Linked DNA regions of Homo sapiens: all the other regions are linked to region 2. Evidence: chromatin contacts called from ENCODE Hi-C or POLR2A ChIA-PET data. All regions are on one chromosome and are shown on one strand. Each heading gives the region's core, a stretch centred on a gene start or an enhancer-like site at or near the end of the contact. The rest is flanking DNA. Distances are from core to core; before and after follow the strand shown. Region 1 has its middle 13 kb from the start of DNTT. Region 2 overlaps PDLIM1 (PDZ and LIM domain 1). Region 3 holds the start of BLNK (B cell linker).

What was found. A loop is a pair of places that touch in the nucleus more often than their neighbours do. ChIA-PET counts read pairs that join two places held with the same protein, here RNA polymerase II (POLR2A). Pooled maps may share reads with other maps.
Region 1: a map with no recorded cell type shows a loop between it and region 2 (9-fold over the local background). The contact joins two enhancer-like sites. A Hi-C loop is called at or near these places in 3 of 37 single-sample maps with no recorded cell type and 5 of 50 pooled maps. POLR2A ChIA-PET finds 5 or more read pairs at or near these places in 1 of 52 experiments (WTC11).
Region 3: a map with no recorded cell type shows a loop between it and region 2 (15-fold over the local background). The contact joins the promoter of BLNK here to the enhancer-like site in region 2. A Hi-C loop is called at or near these places in 5 of 37 single-sample maps with no recorded cell type and 4 of 50 pooled maps. POLR2A ChIA-PET finds 5 or more read pairs at or near these places in 1 of 52 experiments (WTC11).

Annotation. Positions count from the first base shown.
Region 1 is chr10:96,289,354-96,294,044 of GRCh38, reverse strand. No RefSeq gene overlaps it. Among named protein-coding and RNA genes, the nearest start is that of DNTT, 13 kb to the left of the region's middle. Within about 2 kb of position 3,153, at least 3 of the 41 ENCODE cell types and tissues checked have a DNase peak (open chromatin) inside an H3K27ac peak, as active enhancers do.
Region 2 is chr10:95,234,192-95,238,300 of GRCh38, reverse strand. PDLIM1 (PDZ and LIM domain 1) reads left to right here. Exons shown (of 7, transcript NM_020992.4): 7 at 190-729. The coding sequence ends at 376. Among named protein-coding and RNA genes, the nearest start is that of ACSM6, 42 kb to the right of the region's middle. Within about 2 kb of position 1,885, at least 7 of the 41 ENCODE cell types and tissues checked have a DNase peak (open chromatin) inside an H3K27ac peak, as active enhancers do.
Region 3 is chr10:96,268,995-96,273,032 of GRCh38, reverse strand. It overlaps BLNK (B cell linker), which reads left to right and starts at 1,464. Exons shown (of 17, transcript NM_013314.4): 1 at 1,464-1,681. The coding sequence starts at 1,635. RefSeq lists enhancers at 310-409, 2,519-2,568, 2,599-2,718.

The sequences.
Region 1 (4,691 bases), core at 1,904-4,403, 1.1 Mb before region 2:
AAAGATATTACATTTCCTGAAGTTATCAAAGCAGAGAAAACTGAATTATCTGATGGGACAGTTAAAACTATTGGATTGGACTGAAATGGCAAGATGGAACTAAGCTTTAGTTCTTTTCCCACATCCCAGCAAGAAGAAAGTAAATCAGCTCTTCTATAGACAAAATAACAAAGCTCACATTTTCTCTGTATACATAAGGAAAGGTGAGGGATTTTGGACCCTGAAACATGAGTTTATGAATATACACATGCATACATCCATTTGCATGTGCATATGTGGATATGCACATTCACGCACTGTAGACCAAGGCAGAGAAAACTAGGACTTAAGAGTGCAGCCAACAGTGGGCTGCACCTGGCGTGTTCTGGGATTCTGGTGGCAGAGAAGGAATACCGGCTTCTTGGGAGCAAATCCTGACATACAAGTGTGGGAAATGCGGCAAAATGAAACTTGTTGAGCGCTGTTGACAAGACAATTTTTCTGGGAACTAGTGCAGTCATTCAGTGAGCCGGCCAGACAGAGCAGAGTTCATTTCAGATGTTTCTATTGTCCCAGACATGGGAGTTCTACTTGTCACCATTTGGTGTCAGTATTTTCTATCCTAAAAGTCCTCTGGGTTATAAAGCAAAGGCCCTGTTGGAGAAAGTCTGGAGTATTTTACTGTGAATAACTAACTTTATTTCAGAAAATTTTAATATTCCTTTTAGCCTTCACTGCTTTGTTTTCTGCTTTGTAATTGTTTTTCTTTGTGCAGAAAAAAGGCAGCATTCTCTTTATCTGCAAAGGCAAACATCAGAATTACACCATTCATTCATTTGACCAACAAATCTTGAGGACCAGCATCTTGTAACACAAGTCCCTCCACCTACAGAGCTTTTCGGATTCTAGAGGGCAACATGCTCAGGGCAGAGGCAGGTGTTGGAGGCAGCAGTTCTGTAGAAAGAAAAGCTAGCCCTGGCTTTGAGCCTGGTTTTGCCACTTAGCAGCTATGTGGCTGTGGGCAATAAACTTAACCTCTCTGAGCTGCAGTCTCTTCATACATAAAACATACATAATAAACACTTTTCTTCCAATTTTATCATGAAAATTAAAGAAGTTGAGGGATGCCTAGGCAGAGCACAGGGGATGTTTAGGGCAGTGAAGCTACTCTGTATGACACTTATAATGGTCATTATACGTTTACCCAAACCCAAAAGCGAACCCTCCTGTGTAAACTACAGAATTTGGGTGGCAATGATGTATCAGCGTAGGCTCACCGATTCTAACAAATGTACCACTCTGGTGGGGGACGCTGGGAATGGGGGAGGCTATGCATTTGTAAGGGCACAAGGTGTGTGAGATATCTCTTTACCTTCTGCTCAATTTTGCTGTGAACCTAAAACTGCTCTAAAAAATAAGTCTGTTTTTAAAAATTGAATGTGTTACAATGGTATGTTTGTTGCAGAACTATTCACAACAGGAAAGATATGAAATCAACCTAAGTGTTCATCAATGGATGATTGGTTAAAGAAAATGTGATATATATGAAATATACAATGGAGTACTACTCAGCCACGAAAAAAAGAATGAAATTATGTCTCTTGCAGCAACATGGATGGAACTGGAAGCCACTATCTTAAGTGAATAACTCAGACACAGAAAGTCAGATACTGCATGTTCTCACTTACAAGTGGGAGCTAAATCTTGTGTACACATGGACCTAAAGAGTGGAATAATAGACATTGGATACTTGGAAGGGTGTGGGACAGAGGGGGAGATATTATAAAATTACTGAATGAGTACAATATATACTATTCAGGTAATGGCTACACTAAAAGCCTGGACTTTTTATAACTATTATATCCATGTAACAAAACAACACTTACACCCCCTAAATCTATAGGAAAATTTAAATATTAAAAATGGAAAATGTTACTTGCATTCATAGGTACATATTAAATAGCTGTTTAATGTGTAGATAGAGGCTGCTCTGGTTGTGTAGTCTTCCAGCTCTGGACTGTGCCAATAGCATGGGGTTTGGAGTCAAATCCAAGTTCTATCATTTACACTTGATGGCATTTTGATGACAGATAATTTGCTTAAATCCTCTATATGTGCATTTAAATTTGTATAGCTATTGCCAATCTGCAAATTGCTCTCCATTGACAATGTACCAGTTTACACTCAGATTACACACCGGAGAGGTGATGGGCCCGTTGTCTCACGCTCATCACACATGGTGTACTCTCAAACTTTGGGTTGCTTGCAAATATGAAATGTAGAAGAAGCTATCCCAGTGGAGTTTTCATTTGCTTTTTCTTCAATATGAGTGAGGTTGTGCATCTTTTCATCTATTTAAGGGCTACGAGTATTTCTATAAACCATCCTTTCTATCTTTTGCTTATGTTTTATTGGGTGTGTGTGTTTCCTTATTTATTTGTGTGATTTGCTTATATATGACAAAATTAGTCTTCTTCCTGAGTATAGGTTTCAAATACTTCCCCCGATTTGTTTTCTGACTTCTGACTTGGTTAATGGTGGTGACTTTTAAACATGCAGATCTTTTAAATGTAGTCAAATATATCAATCTTATTCTTTATGGCTTCTCTGTTTGTGTCATACTTAGCCCTTTCCCACTCAGAGATTCTAAACCCTAAGCAGCAGCGGGTGGGATGGGGTGGAGTGGGATGGTGAGGGATGGGAATGATGTTCTCTTCTAGGTTTTTTAGGGATTTATTTTCACATTTAAATCTTTAATCCACTGGAATTTATTTTTGTGTAACAAGTGAGGTATTGGATCCAAGTTTCTCTTCCCCCAAGTAGCTTCCTACTTGTCCTAGATTCTTTTATTAAATAATCCATATTTTCTCCACTTATTTAAAACCTAGTTAACTTTTGAAAGAATACACGAAGGTCCATGACTTCTAAATTTGGCAGCAGGAGGAGGTCTAAGCTGCAGAATGTTAGATGAGGCTCTTAGCTCTTTCTGAATTGTATCTGTTGTTATTTGGAAAAAGAAGAAATAAAAGTGCATTGATCTGAAAATTTAATTCAACAAATAGCTGTGTGGGAGAGTGGAAACAACACAGGCTCTTAAGTTAGAAAACCTGACTTCACTTCTCATATTGACTAATTGTGGGGAAGTCATGCAACTGCTGTGTGCCTCAGCTTTCGCCTCTGTAAAAATGGACCTAATAATGGCATCTATGCCATAATATGCTGTGCAGTTAAAGTGCATTGGTGCTTTATAAACTGTACAGGACTACAGGCACATGAGCTGTTATCTGAATTTTTACAAGGTGGTACAGCATTGCCAGTTAACTTATACAACACAATTCTATATTTGTGAATGTTTCACCATTCTTGAAATCCTTTCAGCTTCTTTGAAGATGATTAGCTTCTTTCTCCTTGCTGGGGAGTATTCTGGGTTTGCTATTTTTAGTTTGCTTAAATGTGTTTTCTGACAGCTTCTGAGTGGCAGTGGGGGGTTGGTAGGAAAGGAAGAGGTGACCGGGAAGTTAGAATCATCCACTGGGTTTCGAGGGAGAGGGAGCTGAGGCCGCACCTGGAAGAATGATCTGGAAGGAGGTAGAAAATAGGAAACCATAGGGAGAGTGAATTAGCTTATTTAGAATCTTGTATATATAATGATTATCTAGTTAAACTTTTGTTTTATAATTTATAGCAAAGTTTTGTGGACAGTACAGAAGAATGGTGAGAGTCAGTTAATGCAGTGATCGAATCACAATCCCTCTTCTTATTAATAGTTATTTAACCTCTCCAAAGCCTTTTTCTCATCTGTGCCCAAGGGATTATAAAGATTGAATGAGACAACATTCATTTCTCATGCTTATGTGACTCTAGATAGGAGGTTGGAGTGGGCAATTGAGAACAAAGTGTAAATTCATGATGGTGACTTGTGTTTGCCCTTGGGAGATGCAGTAGAAATTGTCTGCAATCGAGAGGTGCAACTGGAATCTGGACACTCACTCTTCCCCATCCCATAGACAAATGCTCTACCTCACTTCAAAGGCAACAGAAGCCTAGGAGGAAGAAGATGCCTCTAATACCCTGTCAAGTTTGCAAGAAAGGACATGGGATGATGACTCCATTATCACAGGGGAAGGAAAAATGTCCAGGTGACAAGGGGTGGGGACAATGAGTGGGGGCTTAAGGGGGAGGGGGCATCCATGGGACCAGCAGAAGGATTGGGAGAAAGTGAAAACAGATATGGGTCACTAATTGAAGAAAAATGTGACTGTGATTTAATTTGTTGGAACCAGAAAAACCTGCTCTTCAGAGTTCTCTTCTGCAAGCCTGGCCTTATCAATACATCAATCTGGTCATCCATCCATCACATGGTGGCTGCTGTCAATCATGGTTCCCTGCGCTGGAGCCCTCCACACGCAGTATTACAAATGCTCCCAGCCCTGAGGGAAAGGTGGCTCTAAAATTCCTTTTCTGTCGAGCACATTTTGCGTATGCTTATTAAGTTTTAAAAATTTGGAAACAAGTTACCCAAAACATCCCACTCATCAGTTGGTCCTGGTGCTGTAACGAATTACAACAATATTTTCTCTCTGTCAATGATGGTAAGTGAATTCTCAAGAAGTATACTGGAAACCAGCACAGGATACTTTGGCCTTTTTGATGGGGGTCACGTGATTTAATTTTCATGGTGAATTTTGGTTAATTCTATACTAGTCTAGAGA
Region 2 (4,109 bases), core at 636-3,135:
TCTGGACCCTGGGAAGGAGAAGCAAGTCCCTTATGATTGGAGGCCAGTTGGGAGGCCCTGGTTTCCCCTGTGATGGGTTCCTGGGGAGAAGCCCCAGGCCCCTGCTCAGGAAGGATGGTGCCACCTGCTCAGGTGCCACCTGCAGGTGCTTGTCACTGATGGAGTCCCTTCCCTCCCTTGCTTCTGTAGTGGTGTGTTTGTGAAGCTGCGGGACCGTCACCGCCACCCTGAGTGTTATGTGTGCACTGACTGTGGCACCAACCTGAAACAGAAGGGCCATTTCTTTGTGGAGGATCAAATCTACTGTGAGAAGCATGCCCGGGAGCGAGTCACACCACCTGAGGGTTATGAAGTGGTCACTGTGTTCCCCAAGTGAGCCAGCAGATCTGACCACTGTTCTCCAGCAGGCCTCTGCTGCAGCTTTTTCTCTCAGTGTTCTGGCCCTCTCCTCTCTTGAAAGTTCTCTGCTTACTTTGGTTTTCCCTCTGCTTGTAAAACATTGAGTCCCCTCCCTGCCTTGGTTAATTGACTCACACCAGCTGTGCGATGCCCGCTTTTACAATTAAAGGAAAACTGTTTTGTTCAGTGTCACCTTGTCAGCAACACTGTGTCCCTTCGCCCCACCGTTCTTCTCTGCTGCATTTGGACATCAGCCAAATTTGAACCCAATCAAATATAACGTGTCTGACACTGATTTTGTTTTTACTCAATAAATGTATAGACTACAAAGCAGTGTGGTGTCTGTTATCTGATTATGTGTCCCATTTCCTACTCAAGCCTGATGAGATTTCTGAGGCCTGTCTTCTTGTTTTGGGTTTCTTGTTTCTCTCAGATTTACTGGCCTTTCCCCCGCAACTTGCATCTTAACAAGCTCTGTTCTTACATTTCTTCGAAGCTTGCTTGAAATCCTCTTTCTGTAAAGCTAATATAAGATACCTAGCTCTGTTTTTTTTTTGTTTTTGGAGACGGAGTCTCGCTATGTCGCCCAGGCTGAAGTGCAGTGGCGCTATCTCGGCTCACTGCAAGCTCCACCTCCTGGGTTCACGCCATCCTCCTGCCTCAGCTTCCGGAGTAGCTGGGATTACAGGCACCTGCCACCACGCCCGGCTAATTTTTTTGTATTTTTAGTAGAGACGGGGTTTCACCACATTAGCCAGCATGGTCTTGATCTCCTGACCTCGTGATCCGCCCGCCTTGGCCTCCCAAAGTGCTGGGATTACAGTCGTGAGCCACCGCGCCCGGCCCCTAGCTCTGTTTTAATGAAATCAAGTTTTCTTTGCATTGGGCTGTTCTGAGGCTTATCTGAGGAAATGAATGCTTCCCAAATAATAGGTGGGAGCATTAGCAGTTGGCTTGGAAACATTCCCTAGTAAGTCCCTCTTCAGGCTGGTTGCTGACATCACAGCTGCTCCCCTTCATGAAGGGCAGCAACCTCAGGAAAGTGTCCAGCAGCAGCAGAGAGCCCAGGACATGGCCACTGTGTCCTCCTCACAGAGGAGACTGAGGACCCTGGCTGCTAAGAACGAGTCCTGAGTCAAGATCTGAGGTCACCACAGTTTATCTCCTGGTGACTAATCCCTCATGGGCTCAGTGGTGCCCCCATCCCTCCAGACACTGAGACTAAGTGATTGTTATGAGAGGCGGACAGGGTACTCCAAGCAACCCTCTTTCCTCCAAAGGAGCAACCATCTATTCTTGAGCAGTGCTCACCACCCTTGGTAATAGTTCATGACCTTTCATTATGAATGCACTAACATGGTACATACTCTAATAGTAAGAATTGTAATCAGTACCAGGATTTCATACCACAGACTCTGAAGCCAGAATGTACGATGGACAGTTCATGCACGTGAGCTGTTGTAGTGCCACAACAAGCAGAACTGAAACTGTTCAGGCAGAAAATCATGTCATGTTAAAGCTCTCGATTTCTTTTTTTTATTTTTTGGCAGTTAATGAGTTCTTACTTTAAACCCCATCTGTTTCTACGCTTATAAAAGTCAAGGTGGCTTAAACTATGCAATTCTTAGAAATCAACATAAAATGAAAAGTCTCTGAACCACAGCAGGTCTGACTCATTTACAAAGACATTAACAGTCATGATTTGGATTTTGATTGTAAGGAATAGATGAGTCATGGATACTTAGAACTTTCTCTAATCCCTCTCCTCAGATAATGTGCCAATCAAATGTCTGACATTTGTCAGTATTACTTCTTAGGTGTGGGTCTTTCATACAGATATCTTGCTTCCAGGGGAGGCCAAACACCAACAGCTTCAGGTGACCATTATTACTATTCAATATAGCCTGTATGAGGAGTTCATTTCCTGACTGAATGAAACAGAATGTCAGCATTACCACCCCTAAGTGCCAGTTGTGTTATGTGGCAAAGAAGCCCTTCCCTTTTGCCCCCAGTATTTGGCACATACAAATATTTACTGCTCTGCCGGGCGTGGTGGCCCATGCCTGTAATCCCAGCACTTTGGGAGGCTGAAGTGGGTGGATCACTTGAGGTAAGGAGTTTCAGACCAGCCTGGCCAACATGGTGAAACCCTGTCTCTACTAAAAATACAAAAGTTCGCTGGGCATAGTGGTGCATGCCTGCAGTTCCAGCTACTCTGGAGGCTGAGGCAGGAGAATCACTTGAACCTGGGAGGTAGAGGTTGCAGTGAGCTGAGATTGTGTCACTGCACTCCAGCCTGGGTGACAGAGTGAGACTACGTCTCAAAAAAAAAAAAAAAAAAAAAAAAAAAAATTACTGCTGAGAGCAATTTGAGATTTGGCCTATTTTTTGTGCTTCATGCCTACCATATTTATCTGATTGTTTCTCTTTCATGCTTCCTCTAAAATGAAAAGATTGGAAGGAACAGTCTAACTCTGTAGCCATCTTTAATTACTAAGCTTTCAGAAAATTTCTTGAAGAGGAAAAACTCAGCCAGAGTCATGCAGACTGTGATCAAGCTGTTTTCTCTGACTTGGTATGCTCTTCCTGCACCCCTTGATTACTTTTAACATTTAATAAATTTCTGTTGTCTTTCGAGATTGAGCCACCTCCTCCTCCAGACAGGCTTCCTGACTGCCCAGCATGACTTGGATGCCACTCTCCTATGCTTCCATACCCAGGGGACACCTTCTTGGCATGCATCACACAAGACACTAATCACTCATCTCGTGAAAGGAAAGAAGCCTTGCATGAGAGCTGATCCTTTGTCTTTTTCAGCCTTTTCTCCTCGGCACTCAGCTCAGTACCTTGCTAGTGGCAGATAGTCCACAAGCTTGGTAAATCTGTAAATGGGTGATTGCTGCTTCATCGCTGTCCAATAGAAGTATGATGCAACGCATGAATGTAATTTAAAATTCTCTAGTAGCAATGTGAAAAGACAAAAAAAGCAGGTAAAATTAATTGTAATAATACCTTTTTTTTTTTTTGAGACAGAGTCTAGCTCTGTCGTCCAGGCTGGAGTGCAGTGGCACAATCTTGGCTCACTGCAACCTCCACCTCCCAGGTTCAAGCCATTCGCCTGCCTCAGTCTCCCAAGTAGCTGGGATTACAGGCGCGCACCACCATGCCTAGCTAATTTTTGTATTTTTAGTAGAGAAGGGGTTTCACTGTGTTGGCCAGGCTGGTCTCGAACTCCTGACCTTGTGATCCACTCACCTCGGCCTCCCAAAGTGCTGGGATTACAAGTGTGAGCCACCACGCCCGGCCAGTAATACTTTCTTTTTTATATTTTTTGAGACAAGGTCTTGCTCTGTCACCCAGGCTGGAGTGCAGTGGCACAATCATGGCTTCCTCGACCTCCTGGTCTCAAGTGATCTTCCCACCTCAGTCCCCTGAGTAGTTGGGACTACAGGCACAAGTCGCCGTGCCTGGCTAATTTTTATATTTTTTAATAGAGGTGGGGTTTTGCTATGTTGTCCAGGGTGATCTTGAGCTCCTGGGCTCAAGCGATCAGCCCACCTCAGCCTCCCAGAGTGCTGACATTACAGGTGTGAGCCACCGTGCCCGGCCAATAATACATTTTATATAATACTATATATCCAAAGTATTATCATTTCAACATTTGTCACAAGCCACATTTCAAGTGCTCAGTAGACACATGGGGGTAGTGG
Region 3 (4,038 bases), core at 215-2,714, 1.0 Mb before region 2:
AATCAAGGTTACCTGGAAAAAGACAGAACATCCATTTGTGCAAAGAAGAGGCACAGGAGGGAAGAAATCCATCCACGGTTTCCACCTCTACCACTGCCGCTGTTCCTTCTCCCCCTCCTCCTCTGTCTCCTCCTCCTCCGCTTCTTCTTCCTCCTCCTCCTCCGCTTCTTCCTCCTCCTCCTCCTCCTCTTCCTCCACCTCCTTCTCCTCTTCTGTCTTCTCCTCTTTCCCCACTGTCTTCAGCCAGATCTTGGGTCTGCAACAGGAGAGGTAACTGAGAGCTCTTTACTTTGTCCTGCTGTGTATTCTGACCCAGGAGAAGACTGGTTCCCTTGATAAATGTTGGAAACGTGTACTTTATTCCACAAGGGTGAGCAGGGCATTCTCAATGGCTGCAGAAAAGTGTGTCCAGGTACAAAAGGTCACTTCCCTCCCATTTTCTTCCTCCTTGACCCTGGACTGCGGGCTGCTCTTTAAACAACAGGTAAATCAGCATTTTTCAGATTAGGCAGAAGGAAATATAAAGTCTTCCAGGAGGGAAGTAGAGTTCTCTGAATAGGTTCAGCCCCTACAGGTATGGCTCCCTCCTCCCAGCCTCACCCCACCTGTCTGACCTTGAGATGGCCTCGTGTCTGGCGTGTCACTGGGTGTGATGAGCAAGTGGTGGACAGGACAGAAAGAGGCAAATGCAAGGAGGGGAATGGCATTCTGCTTTTAGGACTTCAGAATGGCCTGATGTAGGAATTGCATTGTTGTGAAACTGTTAGATTTGTTCTCATCTGACTTTTGGGTACATCCTGGTTTGTTTGAAAGCATCTGGCTATCGGCGAGGTAACTCCTGACTCTATCAGGCAATAAGGAGGCTGCACATCTGACGATAGAGTTCATCTCCCCTTTCCTGAGTCATCCATCCCTACCCCCAGATGAACAGAGAATTGCCCATCCCATTTTAAATAGAGCTCCAGAAAAAGAGATACTCTAATTCTCTGAGTAAACTGTTACCACCATGCCACTGACAACCTGATATTTATTTTTAAACGTATTGCCCGCATCGGGGGGTAGGAAAAAGCACAAAAATGCCATTTTTATATAATGGTTCTATAAGTAGAAAAAGCTTATCCATAACTTTATGCAAATAAGCAGAAAGTCTCCAAGAGAGGTTCAGATGGACTTGATTACTCTGCTTTTCCTTGAGCCCAGGAAGTTCCCAGTTATAGCATGCACCTGCTGGAAACAGACTATATGTGTTTGGGACAAACAGGAAGTAGTGACCAGCCAGAAACTTGTCCTAACCTGGTTACAAATCTGATTGTAAAAGAAAGCAGCTGGAAAGAAATTTGCCTGCCCAATAGGTTTCATTATTAAAGTTTACACAAAGTGGAGTAATCACCAAGCTGGCTGGCTATCCAGATCACATGATTATGTAGAAACATGAAACTTGACTATGTGCTCGGGCAAGTTTTACTTCTCCCTAGAGCAGGGGTGTTTGCCAGCAGCCTGCACTCTCAGAAATCAGACTTGAGTGGCCGGAACCCTTGAGACCAGAGGCTTACCATGCTGCTCCCTAGGAGGGCCAGGAACTGCTGACGTGACCACTGGACAGTTATTCGTGTCTCTTACAATTACCAAACAGAATGGACAAGCTTAATAAAATAACCGTCCCCGCCAGTCAGAAGTTGAGGTAAGATTTTCCCCACCCAATACCCTTCTTCATCTCCTTTTTTTCCCCCCAGTGCTCTTATGGCATCTCAGAAATACTGAAATCCTGGAATGCTTTGCTAGTTTCCAGTGGGTGGCACTTACTATAGGGAAGTGGACTGAGCTTTTAGGGAAAGCATTGGGTGGCACTTGCTATAGGGAAGTGAACTGAGTTCTTAAAGAAATGTGTAGGAACAAGAGAGACTTGCTTTAGCTGCCTCTTACAATAAAGTGTAAAGCTCTGGAAAGATAATAAAACAAATGCCAAGGGCTTAGATTCTACTGAAGGTCAACTTTTAGAATCTGAATGCAACCAACTTTTCTAAGGAAGGGTTTCTCTAAACTGAGTCCTCACCCATTTTATTGCAGGTTACTATTTAATTTTAAGGATAGCTGTAATCATTTGTTATTCATTGTTTTATTGTCTCATTTATTTTGTGGGTGTATATGACAAGTGTGTTTGGGGGGATTAGATCTGTCTTTCCAATGCCCTCATGTCAATGTAACAATATCCATAACAAGCCTCTCAAAAAGAATAAACCAGAAGCGGCCCCATGGGCGTGAGTCAAGGAGCTATGGAAAAGACAACTTCCCCAAATTTTGCTTTTGAAGGTCTTCTTTTTGTCTCATTGTAATGGCATCATGGCTTTCAGAGACTGGAACTTTTAAAGTTCTGGGAGTGCAGTTTTTTTTTCACATTTTTTAACAGTTTTTTTTTTTTATTATACTTTTAAGTTCTGGGGTACATGTGCAGAAGGTGCAGGTTTGTTACATAGGTATACACATCCCATGGTGGTTTGCTGCACCCATCGACCTGTCATCTACATTAGGTATTTCTCCTAATTCTCTCCCTCCCCTAGTCCCCCACCTTGACAGGCCCCGGTGTGTGATGTTCCCCTCTGTTCAGGGAGTGTTTTCTATTCTGACTACATATTAGAACTTAGCCAAATGTTCAGGGGGTGATGTGACACATGTAGCAGACAAGTAATCACAGATAACAATGAGCCAGAGAATTGAAGCTTTTGAGACAATATTTAAGAGAAAGTCTGGATTGGCAGAGGGACAACCCTTCACAGTAGAATACAGGTCTTATGCCTAGGAGGTGCTTGGTAAAAGGTAATGTGAAATGCATCAATGATCTGGGATCAGTAGGCAACATCAGCTGTGTTCAACCATTTCAAGAACATGCTGTTGAGTGCTGCTGTGTGATCAGCACTGACGGGACAAGAAGGCACCTCATTCTTGCCCTTGGTCTCAAATAGCTACACCCTCATGAGGGGCGGGGGTGATACAATGGAAGCTGTAAGCGACAGAAGGAATGTAAGAAGAGACTTAGAGTAGCAGGAGGAGGTTTCATAGAGAAGATACTTTTAAGAGGTAGGCTTTGAGAGGTGGGTAAAATTATAAAATACTGGAGAATTGGAGGAAACATGTTATGTGCTGGGAGGGAGGAAATACAGAGGCTGTCACTCAAAGCTTAACACAAGTACGGTCCATTTGTGGGATAGTGAGGAGAGTTTTCTGTCCAGCAGAAACTAAAGAGTAGGGAATGTGGGACCTGAAGGTCCTGGTATGATTGGACAAATAAGGTGGGTCCAGGTTGCAAAGGATGGTGAGTGCCCTGACCATAGGGAGTTGGAGAACAGGTTATGCTGTTAGCTGTTAGCAATGTCATGACAGTAGGCTTAAAGGAGCCTGGTAGGATGCGTTGGAGTGGGAGGGACACTGGAGGCAGGGATCTGGTGGGAGGGAGGAGCGCTTAAGTAACCCAAGCATCCAGGGTTGTAGGCCTGGACTTGGGACATGGCAGTGAGAAGGAAGAGGGAAAGAGAGGGCAGAAAGACATGGCAAAGAAACTAACTAGGCACCTTCCTCTGAATGAACAGGAGGATTCCAAATGTTTTTTTTTTTTTGTTTTCAGACATATTCCATAATGTAGAACTATACAGAAATGCATTCTCTTTCAGGGAATCCAGGTGGGAATTTAAGTAAAGGTGCTAGAACTTAAATCATTTTATGATTCCTCCCTTTGGGACAAAGTCCAGCTTGATCACAGAGTAGTTGATGGGCAATATACAACCATAGATTATGGGATAGAAAACCAAAATTATACCATGGATAATCATACACTACACTCATCTGCTTACATAAAAGTAACTTTTTTTCCACTTGATTACTCAGTTGTCTTTATAGAATCATCCTGTTGTGGTAAAATGTACTGTTGACGTGGAACTTTTCAAAGAAATGAAATTGTAAACTCAATGGGCTCGAAGCACCATCTTAACTCTTTTCCATAATTAGATAGATAGGATGGTGAGGAGTCAATAGATGAAATACTTG